Linked DNA regions of Mus musculus: region 2 is linked to region 1. The links are chromatin loops, found by intact Hi-C in ENCODE. Cell type or tissue: left cerebral cortex. All regions are shown on one strand.

What was found. A loop is a pair of places that touch in the nucleus more often than their neighbours do. Peaks named below come from ENCODE experiments on the same cell type or tissue, not always from the same donor. Only the 100,000 strongest peaks of a DNase experiment are listed, where the experiment ranks them.
Region 2: a loop joins it to region 1, with 2.5 times the contacts of the local background. A loop is called at or near these places in 2 of 42 quality-filtered maps.

Annotation. Positions count from the first base shown.
Region 1 is chr19:58,020,517-58,028,516 of GRCm38, reverse strand. All of the region lies in intron 27 of Atrnl1 (attractin like 1), which reads right to left. Gm32980 (a long non-coding RNA gene) reads left to right here. Exons shown (of 6, transcript XR_003952872.1): 5 at 2,878-2,942; 6 at 4,933-8,000. Among named protein-coding and RNA genes, the nearest start is that of Gm32980, 19 kb to the left of the region's middle. In left cerebral cortex, no CTCF peak of the experiment used is centred here; a DNase peak (open chromatin) is centred at 3,281.
Region 2 is chr19:57,966,745-57,974,744 of GRCm38, reverse strand. The region is part of intron 27 of Atrnl1 (attractin like 1); the gene reads right to left. Among named protein-coding and RNA genes, the nearest start is that of Gm52385, 45 kb to the right of the region's middle. In left cerebral cortex, a CTCF peak has its summit at 4,145; DNase peaks (open chromatin) are centred at 4,020, 4,195, 4,775, 5,428 and 2 more places; H3K4me3 peaks cover 750 bases; H3K27ac peaks cover 2,561 bases.

The sequences.
Region 1 (8,000 bases):
GGAGAATCATAAAGATATAGTTTAAAAATCTGCATATTATCATATTGGAAAACTAAAAGAAAATGGATAAAAGTTTGTTAATAGATATGACCCACTGACATTAAATAAATATCAGATAAGCAATTTAAAGAGACCCATGACCCCTAGTGAAATACAATCAGTAATTAAAATTTGCCTAGCTTCCTTCCCCCACTCCCCAAAAAAAAGCCCAGGGCCAGAGTGATTCTGCATAGAATTCTACCAGGCTATCATAGAAGAATTAATGCCAATACTCTTCAAATCATTTTCCAAAAGAGAAACTGATGGAACATTGCCTAACTCATTTTATGGGACCACAATGACCCTGATACATAAACCATACAAAGACCCAACAAAGAAAGAAAATTACAGACCATTTTCCCTTATGAGCAAAGATGCAAACATTCTCAATGAAAAACTCATAGATCAAATATCGGAACATATTTAAAAGATTATCCACTATCATTTTGGATTCCATGTGTGTGCATCTTACTGAATATTTTTGTATCTATACACATAAGGGGAATTGGTCTGTGATTCCCTTTCTTTGTTGAGTCTTTATGTGATTTGGGTATCAGCATCAGGGTGACCATGGCCTCATAAAATGTTTGGCAATGTCCCTTCTGTATGGATTTTGTGCAATAATTTGAGGTACTGGTGTGAAGTCTTTTTGAAAGTTTGGTAAAATTCTGTGCTAAAACCTTCTGGCCCCCGAGAATCTTTTTTTGGGGGGGGGGTTGGAAGATTTTAATGACTGCTTCTCTTTGACTAGGTATTATAGGTCTATTTAAATTATTTATCTGATATTGATTTAACTTTGGCAAGTGGTACCTAATAATAAAATTATCCATTTCTTTTAGATTTTCAAATTTTGGTGGAGCATAGTTTTTAAAGTATGTCCTTATGATTCCCTGAATTTCCTCAATGCCTGTTGTTAGGTCCCCCAGCCCCTTTTTCGGATTTTATTTTTGGTTGGGAGCCTAGCCTTTAACAGATGAGCCATCTTTCCAGACCATTGCTTTTGAATTTATTAATTTAGACATCCTTTCTCCATCTTATAGGGGTTTGTCTACCTTGTTGATTTTCTCTTTGCTTCACTGATTCTTTGTATAGCCCAGTCACCTTCATAGAGGCTTCCTCCCACAGCAGATGGGAGCAAGCACAGAGCCCCACAACCAGACATTACACAGAGAGAGTCTAAATTGGAGGTCTCTAGGGGCCTCTTCCATCAGAGATTGGTGAACCCCATGGAAGAGAAGAAGGAAAGATTATAGGAGTCACAGAGGATGAGGAACATCTGGAGAACATGGCTCACTGCATCAACTAAGCAGGGCTCACATAGGCTCACAGAGACTGGAGTTGCAAGCATGGGGCCTACATGGGTCTGTACCAGGTCTTCTGCATATGTTACCTTGGTGTTTTCTGTGGGACTCCTAACAATGGGAGAGAGCATATCTCTGACTCTTTGCCTGCTCTTGGGACTCTTTATACCTTAATGGGTTGCCTTGTCCAGTCTCGATGAGGGCTTTTGCCTTGCTTGGTTGTCATCTCTTGGAGGCCTGCTCTTTTCTGAAGAGGAAATGGAGGGGGAGTGGACCTGTGGTAGTGGGGAGGTGAGTGTGTGAGGGATCTGAGAGGAGTCGGGGAGGTGGAAACTGTAGTTGGGATGTATTGTATGAATCTATTTTCAATTAAAAAAAAAAGATTATCCACCATGATCAAATAGGCTTCATCCCAGATATGCTGGTGTGGTTCAACATATGTAAATCAATAAATGTAATCTACCACATAAGCAGACTGAAAGACAGAAACCACACAGTCATCTCATTAGACAAAGAATAGGACTCTGACAAAAATCTAATACCCCTTCATGATAAAATTGTGGAGAGATTAGGGATGCAAACATAATAAAGGCAATATGCTGCACATCCATATCCAATCTCAACATAAATGGTGTGAAACTCAAAGCAGTCCCACTAAAATCAGGAACAAGACAAGGCTGCCCACTCTTCCTCAGATCGACGTAACAAGTGCTTGCTGTCTTAGCTAGAGCAGTAAGACAACAGATGATGAAGGGGAAGAGGAGGAGGAAGAGAAGGAGGAGAACGAGGACCTCTGTGAGTTTGTCCAAAGCTGTAAAGTGAGCTCTAGAAAAGCCAGGGTTAACAGAGAAATCCTATCTCAACAAACAAACAAACAAACAAACAAATGAAAACCAAACAATCAAAAATCGTACTACTTCATACTACTTTCAGCCTGACCATGGTAGCACACATCTTTAACCCCAACACTTGGGAGGCAGAGGAAGGCAGATCTCTGGGTTCCAGGACAACCTGGTCTACAAAGCGAGTTCTAGCACTGCCAAGGATACCCAGAGAAACCTTGTCTCAGAAAACAAAACAAAACAAAACAAAACAAAGCACAAACAAAACAAAACAAAACAAAAAATGGAATAATTCTAGCCAAGCAAATGAAAGACTTGTTATGAAACCTTTAAGACAAAAGAAAAAAGAAACTGAAGCCATCAGAGGATGGACATTAATTAATCTGTGCACCAATTAATGCTGTGGTGCATCTGTACATTCGTTTCTCATGGAGTTTGGTGAGGGCGCTCGCTATGCAGCTGCCATCACCAACATCTGGGAAGAGAGATCGCTCTTTAGGACCATAGCTCACCTCTATAATTTTTCTCCTTGAACTAGCAACTCTGATGGTGATTTTTCTCCTTAAGAAAAGACAAAAACTACTTACTGCTAAATCTTCAGCTAGATCAGCAGTCTAAAGAACGGAGTAAGCAGTGCCTGGGATTTTCTTCGCACTTGTTATCCACATAATTCACTGCTCCACCTTACTTTACAGGTCACAGAGCTTCCAGGGAAGGCCATCCCTGTGTGGCACGCGGAACAGTGGAGGCTGAGCTCACGGTAAGACCTCAGGGTTCTAGGAGGCATCAACTTTCCTTTCTCTTTGCCTTTGAGGTCACATTCTTTTCAGAAACTGAAATTTTGTGTCTTTTCTTTTATAAAAACAAGAGTGCCAACTACTGTTTATTGGCATTTATCACCTGCTGGCTGGCTGTGCCTTTGGGAAGACTGAATAGTAGGTGGGTGGGGGAATGTTTCCATCAATGTTTTAAAAGTAACAATTGGCTCCTGTCACTACAAGGAAAGAGGATACACATTGAGGCTGAATTCCAAATTTCAGAGATGGAAACATGAGAGGAGGCAGGGGAGTGCCATATGAGGTGACAGATTGTTCTACAATGTATACAGCCTATCAGAGAAGAAACAAGGGTGGTGTTGCTTAATTCAGATGCCAGATCTGGAACGAGCCTCATATCTGCTGGGACTCTCCTTTATTCAAAATGTATAGAGGCTGAGCACGCTGCTTAACCAGATGAGCCTATACAGGAATAGGCCTAGAGAATGAGCCTATAGAGGAAGAAGCCTATAGAATGAGCCTATAGAGACAGATACTTGAGTCTGGTGCTCACCAGCACACTGGTAAGCACCTCACAAGTGGCCACACTGTTTTAGCATCTATAATCCTGGACACATGTAATCCATTCATTTTGCAGATTCTTAAGTTCAAACTTTGGACACATTACGTTACCATTAGGCACAGTCATGGACGTGACAGACAGGATCTTTCACAGAAGGGAAAAGAATGACTAAGAAACAATGGAGATGTGAGGGCAGCATACTAGGGGAATCTTGGATGACGGGAGGGCTACACTATAAGCGGTGACTAGGAAACACCCCGCAGAAGTCAGGCTGAACATGTCTTAAATGAGGATGCAAAGTCAGATGACATCCTAGAAGCTAGCAGGGAGAGGTAGCAATGGTGTATAGCAAGGACATTAATGGATTGACTTGGGAAATGTGTGTGTGTGTGGGGGGGGTGGTGGTGTGAGAGGGTGTGGTAATATGTATGTGTGTGTATGGTGTGGTGTATATGTATGCATGCTTGCATTTTTGTGTGGTGTGTGTGTGTGATATGTGTGTCTGTGTGTGTGTCTGTATTATTTCGCCAGCTTCATTGTGCTACTTGGTATGCAGGCAGGAGGCAGAGAGGGAGAAAGAGAGCTAGACTCAAGGCTGGAGGACTTCTGAGAGGTAAAAGAAAGGAGAGAAAGTCTCTGATGGGTGTGACAGGGAATCAGACGTACGTAGGTGCAGCAAGACCAGAGTCAGCACTAAGGCAGTGATAATGCCTGTAGGGCCAAGCCTAGGAGGGGAAGATGATCTGAGAAAGCAGGGTAGAGTCTGGGCAGAACACATGGAACCCAGCAAATGGGTCCCACTCCCTTCTGTCCAGGGTTCTAGGGATACCAACCATGAACAGTGGCTTCTGCCCGGACCTGTCAGACTATGGGTAGACCAAAGAGGTTGAGAATATAAGGCTTTCTCTAATGACGGACTCTGTGATCTGAATGCAAGGCAGAGGAGTCTTAGAGCACAGGGCTGGCCCTGAGTGCTAGTTTTGAACAAGTACGTGTGCACCAGGAATGTGAGCGCTAAGGGGTCATGGAAGAGTTATAGCTAGATCTGGTCACTATAGAATCTAAAATAACATGGCTCAGGGACAAGATGCTTTGAGATATGTTGTAGAAAGTGTAATAAACATGAAGGACTAGTGCAGTGGCTGGGAGCTGTCTCCAGTGGGATTGGCAGGGCACTGAGCACAGGCCGAGTGTAAAGGTTGAGACATGGAGACGCTGCCAGCCCGAGGTGACTTAGGCACGCTATGTCTGGTTATAGGCAGGCATCCACTGGGTACAGGCGTGACGAGATCAAGCAGCAATGACAGAGGTGAACTGGGGGAGAGGTCAAAGGAACAGGCTCAGAGACTGTGGTGGTTTGAATAGGAATGCCCCCTCCCATGGACTCACGTGTTTGAATGTTTGCTCCCCAGGGAGGAGCACTATTAGGAGGTGTGGTCTTGTTGGAAGAAGTGTATCACAGAGGGGCAGGCTCTGAGGTTTCAAAGCTCAAGTCAAGCCCAGAGCCACACTGTCATCCTGCTGCCTACGAATCCAGATGCAGAACTCTCGGCTACCTCTCCTGCACCACGCCCTCCTGCATGCTGCCATGCTTCCTGCCACGATGACAACGGACTAAAACCTCTGAGCCAAAGCTGGCCTCAGTTGAATGCTTTCCCTTATAAGAGTTTCTGTGGTCATGGTGTTTCTTCATAGCCATAAAACCTTATGACAGGCACCACCACCACCCCAATCACTCCCTGACTCGGCCACTGGGATCCTGACGCAGGCCCTAGCTGTTCCGTGTCTTCATCTGTGAACTGATAAAATGGTTCCTGCCTACTTCACAGGATTGCTGTGAAGAATAAATAAGCAGATGAAATAAACAGTGAATTTGGGATCCTGCCTGGTGTAGGGAATGCTGAATGTCATGCAACTCTTTACCTTTCTGGGGTGTTTTATGACCCACTGGCAAACGCGCACTTGCACAGCAACACCAGCATGGGGGAAGCTCTTGCAGGCAGGCTCTCAATTCAACGCAATAATGAGCCTGACTCCTGGCTCTGTCACCTAACAGAAAGTGGGATTTCAGGCAAATGGTCAACTCTTTCTAGTCCCAAGAAATTCTACACAAGAAAATAGAGCAATAAAAGTGCCAGTGACTCATGGGGCTTTGCAGAGGCAAGCTACATACATTACACAAATCACCCCCCACCCCCTACACGCACACACTGTGGCACAGAATAGGCATTCAGTCAACTCCTGTCTTATTCTTTTCCCTTTAACCTTCCTGCTTATTATAACTGAACACCATAGTCTTTGCTTTGCTATTCTGACTTCCTTTTCCATATATTCGAGGGAATTAAAATATAAACCTCAACGACATATTGTACTGGCTGGTTTTGTGTCAACTTGACACAAGTTGAAGTTATCACAGAGAAAGGAGCTTCCGTTGAGGAAATGCCTCCATGAGATCCAACTGTAAGGCATTTTCTCAATTAGTGATCAAGGGGGAAAGGCCCCTTGTGGGTGGGACCATTCCTGGGCTAGTAGTCTTGAGTTCTATAAGAGAGCAGGGAAGCAAGCCAGTAAAGAACACCCCTCCATGGCCTCTGCATCAGCTCCTGCTTTCTGACCTGCTTGAGTTCCAGTCCTGCATCCTTTGGTGATCAACAGCAATGTGGAAAGTGTAAGCTGAATAAACCCTTCCCTCCCCAACTGCTTCTTGGTCATGATGTTTGTGCAGGAATAGAAACCCTGACTAAGATACACATATGTTGGCACAAAAACACTTAGAACACTCCCTGTCCCTCTGGAAGGGAATTCTCTTGTTGCCTAATGGCCTCTCTTGACTGTTGACTTTTGCATGTGGAAACTCTGGGTCCTGCTCTGGTTAGGGTCAGGGTTAGCCTGTGCAGGGTAGAGTGCATGAGAGTGAAGACAGTGCAGGGTAGAGTAGGTGAGAGTTAGCCTGTGCAGGGTAGAGTGGATGAGGGTTAGCCTGTGCAGGGTAGAGTGGGTTAGGGTGAGGGCTAGCCTGTGCAGGGTAGAGTGGGTGAGAGCAAGCCTGTGCAGGGTAGAGTGGGTGAGGGGCTGAGGCAATTCAGCATTAGGAAGGAGTGGGTGTGGAACCAGAAAACACAGCACAAGTGAAGACCACAGGAGGGAGTCACTGTGTGCAGAGAAATGGAGTGCACGGTAAGGACCAGCATAATGCCTAAGGTTTTCTCTGCCTGCGAATGGAGTAGCAAAGTTAGGTCCAAACCCAGCCCCACAGGAGATTCGAGACACCCGAGCGGCCAAGACCTGAAACTTGGGAGCGTGAGTGTCTTTCACACTTGAAGAAATGAAGCAAGGCGAGGAGAATATCCCGAGCCCCTCCTCTCCATCCTCAGCACTGCCCTTTGGTTCTGGTGGTCAAGTGGGCAGGGATGACTGCCAGCCCCTGCCTAGCATTACACCTCCAGCCAGGATGTCCTGCCTCTTGGCTTCATATTAAGAGGGTCATAGCTCACCCACAGAGTCTAAACCAGGCTAAGACAGAAACACACACCAATTTCTTCAGTTGTAGCAACTCCCAGCTCTCGAGGGTTCTGGGACCTCAGCTTTCCCCCTTTTATTTACTTCATAAAAGGGGAGTTTGCACCCACTAATCTCTGTAAGTAGGTCCATATTTTCCGAGATCACCTCAAAAGATGACTATTTGAATAAGGTGAAATTATTATTTGTCAGAGAATTTAATCATATTTATTTTTCTTGATATTTTGTGTAAAGTTTCACAGTGCCTTTGGTTAGCAGCATGTAGCTAAGGAAACTTTAGTGTCTTTTTCAGTATTGGTTCAGTTGACTGTTCTTTCTCTAACAACTAAATCTCCTTTGACTCTGAAAGCTACTGTGTGAAGTAATAAGAGGAACAAGAGAATATGACATATTCTCCGACTTCGCAGAGTTAAGACTTATTTGTAGGTACAGTGTAGCTAGCACCCTCCTTCTCTACCGGTGGGCACACTACACCCTACTCTATCTCACTCCCAAATCCTTCCAACTGGAAGAACACTTATATGCATTCACGTGGATGCGGGGTTTTATCATGATGATCATTCATTCTGTACTCACATACTTTTATTCTCGTTAATTAAAGTTAGAAAACACATTGGGCTGACAAGATGCATGCCTAGCAGCATGAGACCGTGGATTCAGTCCTCAGTACACGCACACACACACACACACACACACACACACACACACACACACACAGAGAGAGAGAGAGAGAGAGAGAGGGAGAGAGAGAGAGAGACAGAGAGAGACACAGAGAGAGACAGAGAGATACAGAGAGAGAGAGGCTTTAGCATGGTGGCATAGTCTCTTGATCCCAGCATGGCAGGGGCAGGAAGGGCAGAGGCAAAGGGGACAGGTGGATCCCTGTGAGCTTGAGGCCACCTTGTCTATAGTTCCAGGTCAGCCATAGCTGCACAGTGAGGCTGTGTAGCTGAATAGTGAG
Region 2 (8,000 bases), 54 kb after region 1:
TACCTAATTCTAAAACTTCCATAATAGCTGGTTTATTATAATTTTTTTTAGCCTCAATCTTGTTTTTCTTTGGTATATGGTTAAGAGGTTTCATGAACCTTTTTGATATAAATGTTTACGAGCAGAAAAAGAGTACAGTTCTGTGTAGTATTTCTGTTTGGTGATCAGAGAAGCCGGTCCTGCCTGCAATATAGGTGGGGATCTCCTTTGATGTGTTCATTAAAACTGAATTCATAGTCAATAGACAAATTATTAAGCACATACCCCATTAACACACCGATAAGACCACAGAGACAAGTGCAGAGGAACGAGACCGCTAACTCGCCTTTCGGGAGGCGTGTAAATAAAGAAGGTGGTGTTTTGAATATAGAGAAGCGAGAGAAGAGCAGAAATCAAAACCAGCTGCGACTTACTGATGATTCCACTAAAGATCTGAACTCTATGTTGGATACTAAGTAGTTTTCAGGAGAATAAAAACTAAATAGGACAGGCCATTCGTCGATAGGCGATTAGTAGGGACACCGCACAAAGGCACAGTCAGCTCAAAGGGTTGAGAACAGAGGTTTGGCCTGGAGTTGCGCGGGGAGATAAGGATGAGAGCCAGATGGACTGACGGGTGTTTGACAGAGGCATTGAAATGCCAGGCTGAGGAAGTGAACTTTGGTAGATTCTGGGAAGCCCTTTGAGAAGTCCGGATTAAGAGGATGATTGAGCAGCGTGATCAAATGGTGTTTCGGAGCGCTGGGAAAACACAGCTAGATGAAGGGAACCTGTATCCAGAAGAGCTGTTCTACCTAGGTCCACACAACTGTGCTCTAATCACCCCTGCTGTCCATAAGCTTACTCCAGTTCAGCATGCTTGTCTCCCAACTGCGGGATCAGCCCTGTGCCCAGCAGGGCGAAGCCTGACCCACATTCACTTGCAAAGAGTACTGTCACCATTTTGAGGACCGAGCATGCAGCATTTATCTTGTCTATGTAAAGGGGCTATTACTCCACATACCATCCACAGAGCTGTAGGAGGAGCGTCTAAAATAAAGGCTGGGAATACACTCGGATCCACACTTTTCCTTTCTTGGCTCCTATCCCTCTCTGTGTAATTCTTAGGATGCTAGCCACTGCCTTCAATTTCGCTTACAATTGAACCTGTGATTTGGGCAGGCCTGGGAGAAGGGAGGCTCATCTTTGAAGATGACTTCTGGGATGAAGCACGCAGTCGTATACCTGGCAAGCTAGTGCGGGCTGTCAGTCTGGTAGGCGATGAATCTCAGCTGCTTCTCGGTTCTTTTTATACGGGTTTCTTCTCACACTGAAATATATAGATTTTCTTATGACTTGACAGTTGGGCTTCAAGAGTAAATGCTTGAAGAGGAAAGAGGGGGAGCTGTCAGCGTCTAAAAACTGTAACTTGCAAACTGGCAGGCTTCACTGCCCTTTCCTTCTGTACAGTAGCCACGATCCTACCCAGCTTCAACAGGAGGGGAAGTAAACACCACCTTCTAACGCAGGAATTTGTCAAAAGAGTTTGAAGCCTCATTTTTGTTTTCTTTGAGACATGGTCTTCTCTTGAAGCCCAGGTTGGTGTCCAACTTACTCTGTAGACCAGGTTGGCGTAGAACTTGACACACTCCTTCTTCCTTTGTTCCCAAGTAATGGTATTACAGATATGCGTCACTGTATCTGGGTTGAAGTTATCTTTCATTAAACAAAAGTATAAGATTACATAGCAATTGGGCATTATTCTGAATTCATGCGTCCATGTCCCCTGTAAAGCCATATGTCATTTGGGCACTGACATGTGATATCTCCCTGCACATCAGGGGGAGCAATCAATGCTTTACATCTCAGGCAAAGGTCTCCTTTACAGAGAAACTGATTTCGGTGCTGAATTTACGGGCAATTCTTGACCCATCTCAGTTATTTTCAAGATATATTATCTGGTGCTTATAGTTATGATTAACTTGGTAGTTGACTAAACTACAGTTGAATTGGATGTTTCAGCAGGAATGACATACCCTAGCATATTTCAGTTCCTTCCATAAAGCCACTTGGAGTTGTTTCTTTCTATCTCAACACTTTGCTTTAGGCAAATTATTGCATGGATTCCTTCAGATTTCCCATATCATTTGAAGAACATGGTGTATGCTTGTCTTTTAAATTTCAAACATTATAACTTTTCATATTGTGTTACAGGGCGTGCGTTTATTTTCTTAGATTGGACTATAACTGGAAGGTTATAAAACCTTAAAAAAGATCCAATTCAAAGGAATAAGCAACATCATAAAAAGGTAGTTACTGGGTAAACATTTCTTATTGAGGAGAAAATATTGTTTCCTCAAGTCAAAATAATCTATTTGTAATAGAAGACTCTGTGTACAACAAATTGTGTTTAAGAAACGGATGATATTTTATTTAGGGGTTTTCTGTGAAAACAATAAAAGAATAATACAAGTGTAAGAAAATCCAGCCAAGTGTCAAAAAGCTGATTCAACATTTTAAAAACTAAACTATTAGATTCACGTGCCAGCTAGCTAAGGCTGTGTGACTGCGGAGGAGGTGCTGGGAAGCAAAGATGTCCCGAGTATACACGCGGAGCTGAACTGGACATAATGCCCTTATTCCAGGCATGGCTTTAAAAATGGGAGTTCGCAATGGTCAAACAGGGCTGATCATTTATTCTAAACTATAATATTAAAAACTAAAATATCCAATCATTCAAAAACCTTAAGGCTATTCATTTCTCAGCGGAAGCTCAATGACCACCAGTCTACAACACTCCACAACAGTCACAAGTCACCATTTCTACTGAAGCCTTTGTGATGGATGATTGCAGTTCCTCCAAACATCACCGAGTAAAAGACTAGAAAGAGGTGTCAATGATCGGTGATGAGAGAGGAGGAAGGGAGAGGGAGGGCACACATGAACTGTGAAGAATTCTTCCATTTGTGGAGGGGTTATTGCTCTACTAATTACAGTGACCACTTCAACAGAAGATGAAGACAACAGCAGCTTCCTGTCTGGCTGCACTGAGGCTGAAATATATGCTGGGAAGGGATTCAGCCCTGTCTTACACAGAAACACATTCAACCTCGAAATGTCAATGCTCTTCTACCCAAAGATGATTTCTACAGTTTAGGTAGCCAAGAACTGAGAGCTTTACTTTCCCTATCACTTGGACCTTTAAAGGAAGCTGCTTTTAGCATCTTGCACTTAATAACTTCTAGCCTTCATCGCACCACTAAACAGGCTGTGCACAGCTGCCTGTTACCCTCCAACCCCATCTAACTGCAAGCCTGGGACTTATCCAATACTTGGTGATTCCAGGCTGATGTTGGCTTGAGGTGTGAAGTCTGAGGACTCTTAAGGTAGGGACAGGAAATTGGGAATAAGGTTTTGTACAATAGGTGTAAGGTGAGGATACTGGATCTGAATCTAAAACAATACACTGGAAATCTAGGAATCCAACAAATAGTGGGGATGGCCCAGTGACTAAGAGTGCCTGTTGCTCATTCAGAGGGCTGGAGTTCAGTTGCCAACACCTACACCCACTGCTCACCACCACCTTACTCCCCGCTCCAGGAGATCCAGCGCCCACTTCTTGACTCTGCAAGCACTACAATTACTTACACCTGTGCGCACACAGACATATATATATACTTAAAAGCAGAAAAACTAGTCTTAAAAGAGTCCTATCCATCCACATAACGAGTCAGATACATGTAGACAGAGAACTTAGTGATTTTTAAAGCACTCACCTACCTTTGAAAAATTTAAATATAAATTAAAATGTTTAGGTGATCTTCAAGGAAACATTTCCCTTACTCAAATCTAGAGCTCACCACCAACACCAACGTCATAAGGAAAATGAGGGTGGACCTCGCAGCAGCAGAAGGTTCCCCGAAGCTTGGAGATGATACTTTCCAATTTAAGTGTTGTTTTTGTTTCTTTTTTAGTGTGTTTTGTGATACTGGGAACTAGGACGCCACAACGCTGCGCAGCTATTAATAGATTTGTAACAGGAAGCGGCACATTTATGTTCTCTCATATGTTACAAGGCCAGTCCTGAATAAAACTAGTCCTGGCTGGCGTATATCCTATCTTTCTATAATGAGAGAGAATAAAATAAACTTAGGCAAAATAGAGGATTGGTTGTTTTGGGCACATCCTGCCCCCTTTCGGTAGTATTGGGTTCAACCCCCCAAACAGCCCCTCCCCCAGAGCTCCATCATTGGCCTGGTTCTTACTCCCTCATTCTGCTTTCCCAGTTTCTCATCTTTCCAAAGCGGTTTCCCTGCGTTGTTACAAGTAGACAGAACATGCCTGGCACTGGGAGATCTTAGCTCCTCTGGACATGTCAAATTTAAAGGTAACAATGAATAAACTCAACGAGGAAATCGATTGCTAATGGTAGACATTCCCAGACAGTTAAGGTAGTGGAATGTTCTCCACATTCCCTACTGTACAGGCCTGGCCAGCTTACACTTAATGCTTAAGCTAAAGGACACTTTAAAAAAAATCAGTTTTCTTGTTTCTTACCTTAATTTCATTTTCCACAGGAAAGGAAAGCCCCTCTAATGCATTTTGCCCATTTTCTTAATAAAACAGTGACAAGAAAATGTCTCCCCGATCAAATGCCAATTTAAAACGCCAACTGACGTTGGTTCTTTTCACCTTCGTCACTAGTCACAATTTCCAAGACAATTTCCCGTTATGCTCTTTTACGCCACCCCCAAACCTCTCCTCTTTTTGGCATAATGAATCTTGGTGCAGATGAATCATGCAGGTCTGATTTAGCCTGCAAAAATGTCAGTCAAAGCAAGCAGGGCGCATGCTCAAAGCCTCCATGAATCACAGGTTTAGTTTTTGCCAAATGAAAGGCAATTTCACTTGAAAAAAAAAATCTGGGGAGATATGGCTTTTAGCTTACAGGGAAAATGTTCTAAAAATGTCTAGAGAAGGGACACACACAAACAGAGGAAATTTTTTTTTTTAAAAAAAGCATTTATAGCACATTTCTTTCAATTAAAATATTTCCTCCCTTAACTTCATCAAACCCGTAGTAAAAATTAGACTAATGAACTGCTGATGCAGTTAGACTATTGGTTAGATATTTAATGAACCCCAAGTCAGCTAGACTTTGTTAGGAAGAATTTGGTAACTAGATGTCAAATAGTGAGGGATATGATAATGTCTTCTAACTTCCACTTAAGCACCAGACACAGTATAAAAATATTATTGAGACTATTACAGATAATCATTTTGTAATTGCTGTTCTCATGATAATTTTTTTTTAAAAAAATGCAACCTCCATTTTCATCTTGGATCCAATTTCCACAAAAGGCAGACTGGGCTATGTTGCCATGACATTCCATTGCTAGCTCCAGCACACCTGTAAGGTTCAGAGTGCTTGCCTTCTTAGGATGATTGGCCATCCTGACTCACCAAATGCAGCCCAAGACGCTGCTCAACACAGCCCGCCTACACCAGCCTTCAGCTAATGTATGGCTGCACTAAATGATGGTTATCGAGATGGTGGCAGTCCCATTAGGCTGTCTGAAACATCTCATCTTTTTCTTTTTCTTATCCAAGATTGTTCTTATTGTGAACTGTGTGTGTGTGTGTGTGTGTGTGTGTGTGTGTGTGTGTGTGTGTGTGTGCTGTAGAAAAGAGCTGTGAAGGCTTAAACATTTCAAATAGTGTTTCAGATCAGGTGATTACAGTAAAGTGGAATGTCCCCATCAAGCCGTTCTGCCTCTCAGCTGATTACTACATCTAAGATCGGCTACCTGTCTAACTATTTGGAGAAGCCTCGAATCGCTCTCCTGGAAGTATTTGTAAGGAAAGAGAGCACAGAAATGGGTAGGAATATCAGTTCTACAACCTGCTGAAAACATGGTGCCCTATATAAGGGAATTTGCTAAACACATTAAGAGGCAACACAATGTCCAAGACTCAAAGGTGAGAAGAGGCAAGAATTCTTTGGATGCCCGTCCCAGGGGCACTGATAACCACGGGCTCTGCCCTGGCCACTCAGTTTGTGGAAGCAGGGAATGATGATTCCTACCCAAGGGTAAGGTACATACTTGATAAATCGTTTCAGTTATTAACTAAGCGCTTCAACTTCCGTAACAACTGGCTTCTTAAGAGTTGTAAGATTGAAATGATGTTTCAGAGAAATCACTTTTTAAATGTATTTATTCTGTGATAGAGTCAAACTTTAAACGGGAGGGATATACACTTGAACCGCCCCCCTGCTTTTAGACATCAAATGTATTTTCTGGCCTGCTGTACATCATATTGTTCAAGCATATAAATGTAATGCAAGAATTCATCAATAATTTTAAAAGACCAAGATGAACTTCTGTAAATTACAATTTATTTCTGGTATTTTACCCTTTTATCCAAGCTTACAAACTGATGCTACTGAGGAGATTTCAAATTGTTTTTTATCTAGGCCAGTTTTGAAGCTGGCCATTTTAAATTTGAGCACACTTTTATAGACTACAGCTTACTTTTAAAGTCTAGAGTTTGTTTTATTGATTTCAAATATGTCATTTTCTCAGCTTCAATTATTGCACGTGTGAGTGATGAAAGTTTAATTTTCATTTGTTGGAAGATCTATGCCTCAATATGCTTTTGACACACCCTGATTTACAGAGACTGTTATTAATTTTGAGTAAGTTTCATCAGGGAACTTTCTCCCTCATCTGCTGAACCCCCCCCCACACTTGCTCTGCGCCATGGATTTCAGTTCCCGAGTCTGACTGTGCCACTTCATATTCTTGTTCATTATGTCATGGCTAAAAGTAACATAACTGTGAATTTACACAATGGACTACAAAAGATATGGTCCTAAAATAGCAACTCGACTTGAATATTTCTCTAATATTTTTTTGCTAGATAAGACAAATCTCTGTGTTTCCATGATACCAACTTTCCCTGAAAACCTTCAGTTTACAAAAAGAAGCGCGCAACTACTTTGGGGAGAGTAGAACCTAGCTTTTGCAGATACTAAAAATTACAACTCTGGAAGTCTTTCTAAGGAAAAAGAATGGGATACTAAACTAAAAACTTCATTTTGAATACTAGCTTTGAAGAGACCTATGCAAATGAGCGGTCACATTTTAACCTTAATTCACCAATTTCAAGGCCAACCAGATCTTGGAGGTGGCAGTGGTTGGTTAGACTCCTTGACACCATTCAAGAGCACCCATTCCTGGCAAAGGATACTTAGCAAAGGAGTAAAAGCAACTACTGCTCAGTGGATATCTAAGATGTGCACATCCAGAGAGCCCTGAATACATATGATCTTGTAAAGTACTTGGCACAGGGCTGAAGAGATGGCCCAGTGGTTAAGGGCACTTGCTGCTGAGAGAGATGGTCCAGTGGTTAAGGCCACTTGCTGCTGAGATGGCCCAGTGGTTAAGAGCACTTGCTGCTATTCCAGAGGACTGCGGTTCAGATCCCAGCACCCATTGGGTCTGAAAATCCAGTCCTACTGGATCTGACACTGTCTTCTGGCCTCTGTGGGCACTGTATACATGCTGTCCACAGATGTATATGGAGGCAAAGTTCTCTGGTATATGAATACATTCACGATTTACAAAAGAAGAAAAATTTGCATAGTAATGAAATGAATTTTGTATTTATTTTTGTACAAAAATTAAATATTGGTTAAATATTACATGTCTCAAGACATAGAACATTTTTCATAGTATGGTAATACTATGATTTTAACTAACAGCAAGAATGCTACTTCATATAAATATGTAGTAAAAATCTGGGAGAGTATGTTTATGGCCATTTCAGAATTGTAGAAAACTATTTCCTATCAAACCCTAAGCCAAATTGTGCTTGATCATCTTTATGAAATTCACGTCAGCAACTGAAACAGTAATTTTACAAACCAGCTATTATAACATAATACAATCATGGAGTTAGGAGCTAGTGATTTGATAATTCCAAGAGATGATGGGAGGAACACATTAAAGTTACTGTTT